Linked DNA regions of Homo sapiens: region 2 is linked to region 1. Evidence: chromatin loops called from intact Hi-C (ENCODE). Cell type or tissue: breast epithelium. All regions are shown on one strand. Region 1 overlaps TP63 (tumor protein p63). Region 2 has its middle 85 kb from the start of TP63.

Region 1 (5,000 bases):
GCTGTTTGAGGTTCCTTGGGTCCTGCATTCTTTCTTAAATATTTCTACTTGAGTTGGTTATTGATCCTTATTTATTTTCCGTCTAATCGATTGACTTTATAAATCTATTGCAGAGGGCAGATTAAATAGGCAGACAGTTTTCTAATTTGCTGTGAGGGTATTTCTTAATTTACTTTTTAAATACTGATTTTATTTATACATTTATATGCACAGGTCATTTTCATTTCCATGATATCATTCGAGCTTCACAACCACACTCCAAGTTCAGTGTTGTTATCTTCATCTTCATGTTGAGGATGAGGACACGGAAGCTCACAGGTAAAGTGACAAACCCCAGTCTTTAGGCTACTAGATGGTGGAGTTCAGACTCTGATTTTCTGGCCAGGTGCTCATTTGATGATAGCAGCATGAAGCTCTTCCCATTCTGCACCGTTTGAGCTCCTACCCTTCCTAATCTTCTTTCTCTAATACGAGAACACTGTAATTAAAGTGGTATTTGGCTGATAAGTAGTAGGTTTTGATTTATAACACATAGAGCTGGCAGTGTAATTTTTGTCCCAGAACTTGATGTGCCATGAAAGCTATTATGCTCTTTTTTTTTTTTTTTTTTTTTTTTTTTTTGAGACGGAGTCTCACTCTGTCACCCAGGCTGGAGGGCGGTGGCGTGATATCTCGGCTCACTGCAACCTCCGCCTCCAGGGTTCAAGTGATTCTCCTGCCCCAACCTCCTGAGTAGCTGGGATTATAGGCATGCACCACCACTCCCGCCTAATTTTTGTATTTGTAGTAGAGACAGGGTTTCACCATGTTGGTCAGGCTGGTCTTGAACGCCTGACCTCATCATCCACCTGCCTTGGCCTCCCAAAGTGCTAGGATTACAGGCATGATCCACCACGCCCAGCACTATAATGCTTTTAATAGAGGGAAATGAATCTTCAGATGATGTCAGCATCCTAATTTTTTTTCTCCTCTTGGGGTTTTTCTAAATGACTGGCAAATGGAAAACCTGAAAGTTACCTGAGACTTCTCTGCATCGGGCTTGTTGGGGTATACTGTTCTTCTTATAATCAACCCCAGGGACTGACAGATGGACAGTTGTTAGAGACAAAGTCCTCAATCCAAGGAGGTCACTCAGGGCCAACTTTCCTTAGTATATATCGTTCATTACATTAGTTGGTTATATTACCTGTAGTACAACTCAAGTACAATAGCTGCAGGAGGAGACAGCTCGCCAGCTAAACCTAAAAGTTACAACAGTGACATAGCAAGCAAGGGTAAAATAAAAGGCTCTTGACTTATTCCTTCATTTTTTAATAAAGCATGAAGTTTGACATAAATTTTAACCTCTGGCCGCATAGTCAGTTATGCTTATTATCTTGTGTGTATTATTATGCTGTCAGGAGTTGGCCACTGATGACCAACTCCAAAATTTAGATGATAGAGATAAAACTGGTAGTTAATATATGTTGAGTACCAGGTCAAAAACTCCATAAGACACTTTACACTGTGGGAACTGGTTCATGTAACAGTTCTCCAGGATGGAGGATTAATATTCCCATTTCACAGATGCAGAGTTATGTGTCTTTCTAGACCTGACAACACCTGTCACCTACCAAATGAATAGAGAGCTATGCTATAAGTCTAGGGATGAGTGATCCTTGGATGCAGAGCACTTCCTACTAGTATTCTGACTTTTACTATTATGCGTCTGTTACTATTTGACAGCTCTCATTTTTGCCTGTCCAAATTTAAGCACGTTTAATGAGATAAAGAGAGCAGAGGCAAAGGTGAGACTGGATCTTCCCTTGTATCTTATTGATAGAGAGTAAATCGAATCCAATTTGCTAAGGCCTTCTCTCTCCTTTCATGTTTCCTCACTTTGCCTCCACCACCATGAGGTTGAAAAATGAGTTTCCATTTAGTTTAAGCCTTTTGTTATTCATTACTTAATTTTGCTTCTATTTCCCTCTTCTATCTATGACAAATTCAGCACAGTGAGGGGAAGAAACAGTGATGATAGTGATGGCCTCAAGAAGAAAACAGGGTGACTGAGTAGGAGCAAATAAGTATCTCAGACCAGCATATAAACAAGTTCATTTGTAGTGTAAAAGAACATTATGCCTTTGGCTTGAAAACTGCCTTTCCAATTTATGAGCATGTTTAGGATTATGTAAGTACAGTGTCTTCATAACAAGCCCAACACCTCTTACCCAAAGAATGCAAAACGCTTTGCAAACAGTAGAACTCACAATTCCCCTGTGACCTGGGGACTTATATGTATTTTCATGCATTATTTTTTATAGATTGAGAAGTGAACTTGAGACCTACCAATCTGTCCACGTTGACAAAATAGATCCAATACTAAACTCTTAATTCCAGCTTCCTGTCTTCTTAGAAGCAGATCACACTGAAAGAGGAATCTTATGTCAAGGGTAGCAATTTTCTCTCTCTCTTTTTTTTTTTTTTAAAGAAAACACAAATTACATAGTAGATATATTTGCATAAAGGTAGATCTTGAAAACATTTAATTAAGACAGCGGTATCTATTTCCAGGAAAAAATAGAAAAGCCAGATCTCTACTCCACTGAATTTAAAAATTAGAGCAGCATTTTGCAGTTAAAAACGATTATTATTTTGCATTCTGCCATTTGTCTTTACATGAAGAATGCCTGAATTCAGAATGGAAAATATTTTCTTTTGAAAAGTGCATAGGAAAGAATTGTTATAAAGCAAATGTGTTCAGAATGTATGTAGATATTAATTATAAGTAAAAGTAAAAGAAGTAGGATGTATGTGAGCGTATGTGCATTTGTGTTGCAGATAAACCGATTTTGAAGGTTGAGAGACATGACGATACTTGTTAGGTATGAGGGAGACAAGACCAGAGGCGCCGGGAAGCTTGACTACCGTGGAGAGCTCAGTTGAGACTTGTCTTTGCCCATGGCCTGCAGCGCTTATGTAGAAATTGGGGATGCTTTTACTCGTTCCAAAGCCTAACCTGATCAGACCTGCCCAGGTTGGAGTTTGGGAAAAAAAGTGTTTGAAGTAAACAGGAAAATTACTCACCTTAATGATGTGTCTTACTGGCACTGACAGTGCTTTGATAGTCTGACAGTCTTTTTTTTTAAGTTTTGGGAGGAAAGACAGGGGAAATTATTAATATGATTTTTGGAAAACATAGATTCTTATGCTTATGCACTTGCTAATAAGGTGGAAAAAGTGGGCTTTGCACCATTTACAGTTATGGACTCGCGTTTCCTCCTAATAAAGTCTATATCAGGAATTTTCCATTAGGAATTTCTACCAAAAAGAAAAGAAAATACGTTACTGTTTATTTTGTGTACTTGTGCCATGTATCTCCACAATTGCGCTGTGGCTGTTCACACAGAACAGATTCTTCCTAGCACTTGGGCTGTGGGTTCCCAAACTTGCAGGTCGCTTTCATCTGTCTGGTGATTAAGACCATAAACCAAGTGGTGTGATGAGAGAGTTTGGTGCTCTAGACAGAGCAAGCACACCCTTTTTTCATAAGAAGCACAATTCTTAAATCTCTGCACCTAAATCTTTCCTTAGGATGGGTCAGTTTTTTGGAAAAAGCAATTATATATGTTTTGATATTTTGTTGAAACATAATAGATGTTGATTTCATATGGTTTTTTTCCTTTTTTTTTTTTTGTCTTTGCTAAATGTCAAACGGTACATTTTTTCTAAGCTTGAAGACAGAGAACTGGGTCATATGTCTCTAAACATTTAAATCTTCACTGAGATAGGGAAGAGTGACCTGATCTTATGGATCGTCCGAGTCCTGTGAGACAAAAATGCTGGGTTTTTCATGCAGTCCCTAATTCACTTTGACCTTGGTGGAGGGAGTCAAATCTCCTAGTTTGAGATCCCACACATATAAAGCTCTAGAGTTTCAGGATTAAAATCTTCTTAACTTTATATTCTCAGATTCTGTATAGCTTATTAAACTAGATGGAGGGTCTAGTTATACTGTCTAGAAGGACATAGATGAATAGTTATATTTTATAAAAATTAAACTCCTAATGATAAAAGGCTAAATGGGGAGAGAATAAATTATAGTTTATGAAGGCATGTAAAACAAAAGATGTCTGCCAATTTCCTCTCTTTGGTTCTCTGACTGGGAATAACTGTATCGTTTTTACTTTTTTTGTCCTAACTGTGTCCTAATTGTAAATGAATCTGGTGCCCAGTAAAATCAAATGAATAGAAATACTTACCATGGTGTGTATATACCAGCCTCCTGGTGTCTCAGATATAATTAACATAATGAAAGCATTGCAATACATTCTTACCGAAGGCTCAGTTCCTGTCCTGTCAGCAACTGTTTGCCTACAACTAAAGCAAGTCTGGGTTCAAAGCATTTTAAAATGTTCCAAAAAAGTGGGGAAGGCGGCTGGGTGCAGTGGCTCACACCTGTAATCCCAGCACTTTGGGAGACCGAGGCAGGTGGTCAGGAGTTCGAGAACAGCCTGGCCAACATAGTGAAACCCCATCTCTACTAAAAATACAAAAAATTAACTGGCCATGGTGGCAGGTGCCTGTAATCCCAGCTACTTAGGAGGCTGAGGTAGGAGAATCACTTGAACTCAGGAGGCAGAGGTTGCAGTGAGCCAAGATCGTGCCATTGCACTCCAGCCTGGGCCACAGTGCGAGACTCCATCTCAAAATAATAATAATAATAATAATAATAATAATAATAATAATAATAATAATAATAATGTAAAGTGGGGAAGGCAAGATTTGGCTCACGCGTCAGACTTCCTATCAATGGGTCTATCTTTGAAGCAAGTGCTCAGAGTGTCTATTCCTTTGATCACACGGGTAGTGGTTTATTTCCATGAGTATTTGCTGTTTTCAGGAGATTTCACTTTGGGTTTTGTCCATATTCCACATTCAGGAAACTGTTAATTTTGGAAGAAGAGATTGTTTTTACTTGGTTCTTCTAAGGAAATTAATCAAATGTACACGTGCAACTT
Region 2 (5,000 bases), 290 kb before region 1:
TTTGACACTGCTGTAAAGACATACCTGAGACTGGGTAATTTGTAAAGAAGAGGTTTAATTGATTCACAGCTCTGCATGGCTGGGGACGCCTCAGGAAACTTACAATCACGGTGGATGAGGAAGCAGGCATGTCTTACATGGTGGCAAGCTAGAGAGAGTGAGCAAGAGCAGCAAGAGCGGGGAAAACTGCCTTGTAAAACTATCAGATCTTGTGAGAACTCACTCACTATCATGAGAACAGCATGGGGGAAATGGCCCCCATGATCCAATCACCTCCCACCAGGTCACTCCCTTAAAACCTGTGGATTACAATTAAAGGTGAGATTTCGGTGGGAACACCGAGCCAACCATATCATAGGCTTACGATTATATTTTAGTTTACATTCCCGCTTCTTGGCCAAGATTTGCCAGAAGCAGTATTGATTACTAAATTTTATTTTGTCCCATATCATTGCTGGGGTCATGTGGCTACCTGCCCCAGGTCCATCCTGTTCCTCAGTGAGATCTCTATGGTTAAGGGACTTACAGTCAAAAAACTTATAGCCAATTAAACATTCTAGAAACATTTATCCAGGTACTGATTGAGGTGAGAAGGCACTCATTAACCCTTAAAATCTTTTAAGCAACATAAAAGCCAAAAAACCAAAGGCCAAAAAGTGAGGTTGCATAATTTAATTCTGGTCTTAGACACTAACTTGTAGCAATTAGCCATACAAAACATAAGCATTTTGTTAAACCCATTTGAGTTAAGAAATTTAGAGAGGCAAAAAATCCTCAATTTGTCAGATGTTTAGGTATCTGCGTGCCCATCCTTGATCTGGAGAGTCTGAAGTAATTTTATTCCTCAAAATCGGCCTTTACAACTCATGCACCCACCTCTTCTGTGATAGTCTCTGGACCTAGAGGGATTGAATAGTTTTAATTTCTGGCCATGTGCCTCACAAAAGCAGTTCATTTTGATTTTCACCTTCTCTTGGACCTAAAGATGAAGCTTTTACTGGCATTAATGCTCAAGTTTTAGTAGGAGTTGGTGCCTTTTTCAGACCCGGGAGTCAAAGCCTTGTAACTTAACAGCACAAAGATTAGTTAATAGCGTGTTTATCAAGGATGTTAAAAGGCTCAAAATATTTGATCAAAACAAAACTACAAGTTATTATAAAATAATAGTTATTCATTTAACCAAAGTGATAATCAAAAGACTTTAAAAGCAATACAGAAATAAAGTTATATTAAAGGAACATTCTACCTGTGATATGCAGATAGACTACTTTCCTGTAACATGTTTTTATCTATAATATAAATGATAAATTATAGTATATGCATTTATGCTAAGAACAGAAGCCAATGTTTAATGAAATGTTTAGAAACACAAGAAAGAACATTTAGAAATCAGTGATTCAGTTTATTAACACTGCAGAAAGTCCCATTATTCTTTCTAACATGTCAAAAATGAAAATATTGTGATTTGGTGTCTAGGAGTTACTGTCTGCAGCACTTCAAGCCATTGTATTAAAGTGGTTAGGTTACTCCTCGCATATGCCTAGTAGTTAGCATTCTAGCATTCTAGTGACAAAATTATGACAAAATGTATAAAAAATATGATAGCTCCTATGCCATCCTTATTAAAGTAAGACAATTAACTTTTCTCTCAATATTTAAACAATGGTAAATGCAAATATCAGTTGTGGAAATTCAGTATTAGCATAAATAATCTCTTTCGCTTAACTATTAGAAAACAAAACCACAGAAACAATAAGCACACAATAATTTCTTTTTAGCTATTTTTAAAGATTGACATCACTCATTTACAAGACTGACTTTTAGATATAGTACTGACAAATGATTAGGTAGCTTTCACAACTAGAATTTTCAAATCAACGCAATACTTGTACATATTTTGTTTTCAAGCATACACAATAAGACCCAAGAGTAGTAAAAGATTTGGGATCAAAAATCACTAGAAAATCTCACTTTTTAAAATTGTTGCTTAGTTCAAAGAGTAGTAAAAGATTTGGGATCAAAAATCACTAGAAAATCTCACTTTTTAAAATTGTTGCTTAGTTCAAGGAAATGTCACTTAAATTTAACAATGGTAAACACATATAAAGTAGTTTGAGAGAAATTACAGTCATAATTTTTTTAAAGACAAGGCCAATCATTTTTGAACATTAAAACTTTGTACCCATATCACATTTCCTCATTACCTAAAGAAAAAAGCTCCTAAACCAACTTAAATTATTGATTCAATTGAATTATCTATTAATTAAATAAATATATTAACTAAAATTATTATTCTTATTAATCTTAAATTTTGGTGAAAACCAGGAAGCAAAAAATCCAGATCAATCAAATATTAGTATTTTATACCTGAGAACATTCCACAATTTTTAAAAACATGCTTTTCCATATTATAACTATTTCTTAATTAGAAATGATCCAGGCACTCAATGAGCATTAGAAATAATTTAAAAATTTTAAATTACACAAAAAGTTCACTGACAAGCATTTATCCCATTTACCTTTACTCAGTTCTTTTGTTTTTAGCAGTTTATCTACATTCCTTCTGAAAACTGAGATATTTAACAGAGCTAGTTATCATTTCAGGTTATTTCCTTAGTAACCATCATTTTATAGCCTGTGAATATGAATATTAGGGGTTAACTTAAGAACCTTAAAGTTAAACACATGGGCGTTTTGCCAAAAACTCAGAAAATTCAGCTGTTTTTATTAAACCAATGACATTTAATTAGTCATAATTGTCAAAAAAATTACATAAAGATTATTTTGTTTTGGCTGGGTTTATAGTTTTATAACCTTCCATGTCAAACCTTGAGACCCTAAAATATCTGACACAGACAAATATAAAAACCAGAAAAATATGTCCTGACAATTCCAAAGACATCCCTAGTAAATTCCTTTTATTTTACCAATAATTTTAAAGCTTATTTATTAAGGATTTACTTAAGTCATGTGAACTTGAAAAATATTTGGACTTGTTTACTTATTTTATGAGTGCAGTTTTTATTTATAAGCCAATTCAGGAGACACAACATAAAACATAATAAATGTACATATACCAAAACAAATCTAAACTTGTATACACACATATAGGCAAAGATCTAATAGCTTTTACCTTAGAACTCCATGAGTTAGCAATACAAAGCCATGAGATAGCAATACAAATTCACCAGTTTAGAAACATGTTCACATGATTAAACTTTGTTTGCTTTGATAAGTAATCCAGAGAAGGCTGTGAACCCAAATTCTGGGTAAAGAAGTTTCCATGAGAATTTGAATTTAAAGGCCAAACCTCCCCAGACTCTAAAGAACACTAGGACCAAATAGCACCACAGAGGAATATCACATACTAAGCAGGCCCTACCCTGCTTAGAACAGCAGCACAGAAGCCTAGATGCAAGGAACTCCATCCTAATTTCCTGTTTGAGGGGAAAATAAATCCAATGTTAACTTACCACTGTAATTCAAAGATTTTCTGAGATCAGACAAGATCAGGCACATTCAGAGTAATATAACAGACTTTCCCCCACTCCATCAGCCCACAACTACATTCAGACCAACTTTGAAAAATTTTTCTCAGTGGGCTGCACCCTGTGATTGAACCCTGACCTCCTATCAACACATACACAACCAAACAATCAACAAACTAGAATCCAAATGAAGCAGCAACCCACAAGCCAAGCCCCAAGAGTGTCCAAACTGAAAAAGCCAGGGTGCATTCTCTCTCAGTAGGTTGTACTTTTTCAACCTGCAAACAGAAATTCCTTTAGGATTTCCCAAATTGAGAGGAAAAGTTCCTGCTTTCTGGACTCACAAAGGACAGTCACCTGTCCTGAAGCAGGTGCCAAATTTCAAAGGCTGTTTTTCCTGGGCAATTAGGAATCTGGCTGGGGATGGCAGTAGCTGGGCCAAATAGAGAAATAAACCAAAACCTACCTTCAGCTGAAAATGATCAGGTAGCTACTAGGAGGGCTTCCAAAAATTGTATTCCATGTCAGCTGAGCCACAAGCAACACATTTGTTACCAAAATGCCAGGGGTTCAGTCTAGGTTTCATGGCTCGGTTTCATGGCTCACCACATAGAAAGTCAATCAGAGACAATGAGTATTGCTAGGGAAGAAAGGCTATATTCCGGTGATGTCAGCCAAAGGACAGGAGATAAGTCCCAAATCAGTCTCCCCCAACTGACTAAAATTGAGATTTATATAGAGGGGAAACACTGTAGCTACATGTGGGGAAAATAGGAATTAGGGAGGGGAAAGAAAAAGGCATTGGTCAACAGGAAGAGGTTGGCTGGTTAGGTAATCATGACTGATGAAGGGTCTAGCATCTCACTGTCTAGATGCAGTGATCTGGTAAGTTTCAGTTTCTTGATATTATCTGGGATTTCCTGTTGGTCAGTTTTCTGGAAAGGTACTCAGATAAGACAAATGTCAAGTGTAAGTTTCAAGTTTTATGACCAGGAGGGTCAACTTTATGCTTATCTAATCAACTGTAAACATCAGTTCTATGGGGAAATTGATCTTTCAAGTAGAACAAGATCAAGCACACCAGAACTTATAGATGTATGGAAGAAGGTAATAATTGAAATATTAACAAATAAGGTCTACTGGGCCTCTTGAACTTCATTGAGAGTAATCTGAACCCTATGTGATAGAAAACGTTAGATAACATTAACTAAGCAAGAGATCAACAAAAAAATTTCTCTATTCTTTCCTTTAAGAAATTTACTATTAGGGGAAGTAAATTCAAGATGTTCAGAAACAAATTCACAAAGAGATGAAGACCATTGGCAAGTATGGTATAAGTAATTCAAGAAAGTTTTTACAATATAAAGCCTATGCAAATGAACAGAAAATGAATACATTACCTATGTATTGCACTACTGCAATCCTGCACTGAAATTCTCTCAAGGAAGTAAGCTAGGGTAATTAGAGGGCTCCCCCTTCCTGCGTCTCAGGGATCATTGTCTTTCATTTCCC

What was found. Hi-C counts contacts between places; a loop is a spot of excess contacts. Peaks named below come from ENCODE experiments on the same cell type or tissue, not always from the same donor. Only the 100,000 strongest peaks of a DNase experiment are listed, where the experiment ranks them.
Region 2: it touches region 1 in a loop (12-fold over the local background); 1 of 110 quality-filtered maps calls a loop at or near these places.

What each region holds. Positions count from the first base shown.
Region 1 is chr3:189,831,227-189,836,226 of GRCh38, forward strand. The region is part of intron 4 of TP63 (tumor protein p63); the gene reads left to right. Among named protein-coding and RNA genes, the nearest start is that of MIR944, 3.8 kb to the left of the region's middle. In breast epithelium, no CTCF peak of the experiment used is centred here; a DNase peak (open chromatin) is centred at 2,935; H3K27ac peaks cover 2,847 bases.
Region 2 is chr3:189,544,386-189,549,385 of GRCh38, forward strand. No RefSeq gene overlaps it. Among named protein-coding and RNA genes, the nearest start is that of TP63, 85 kb to the right of the region's middle. In breast epithelium, no CTCF peak of the experiment used is centred here; no DNase peak of the experiment used is centred here.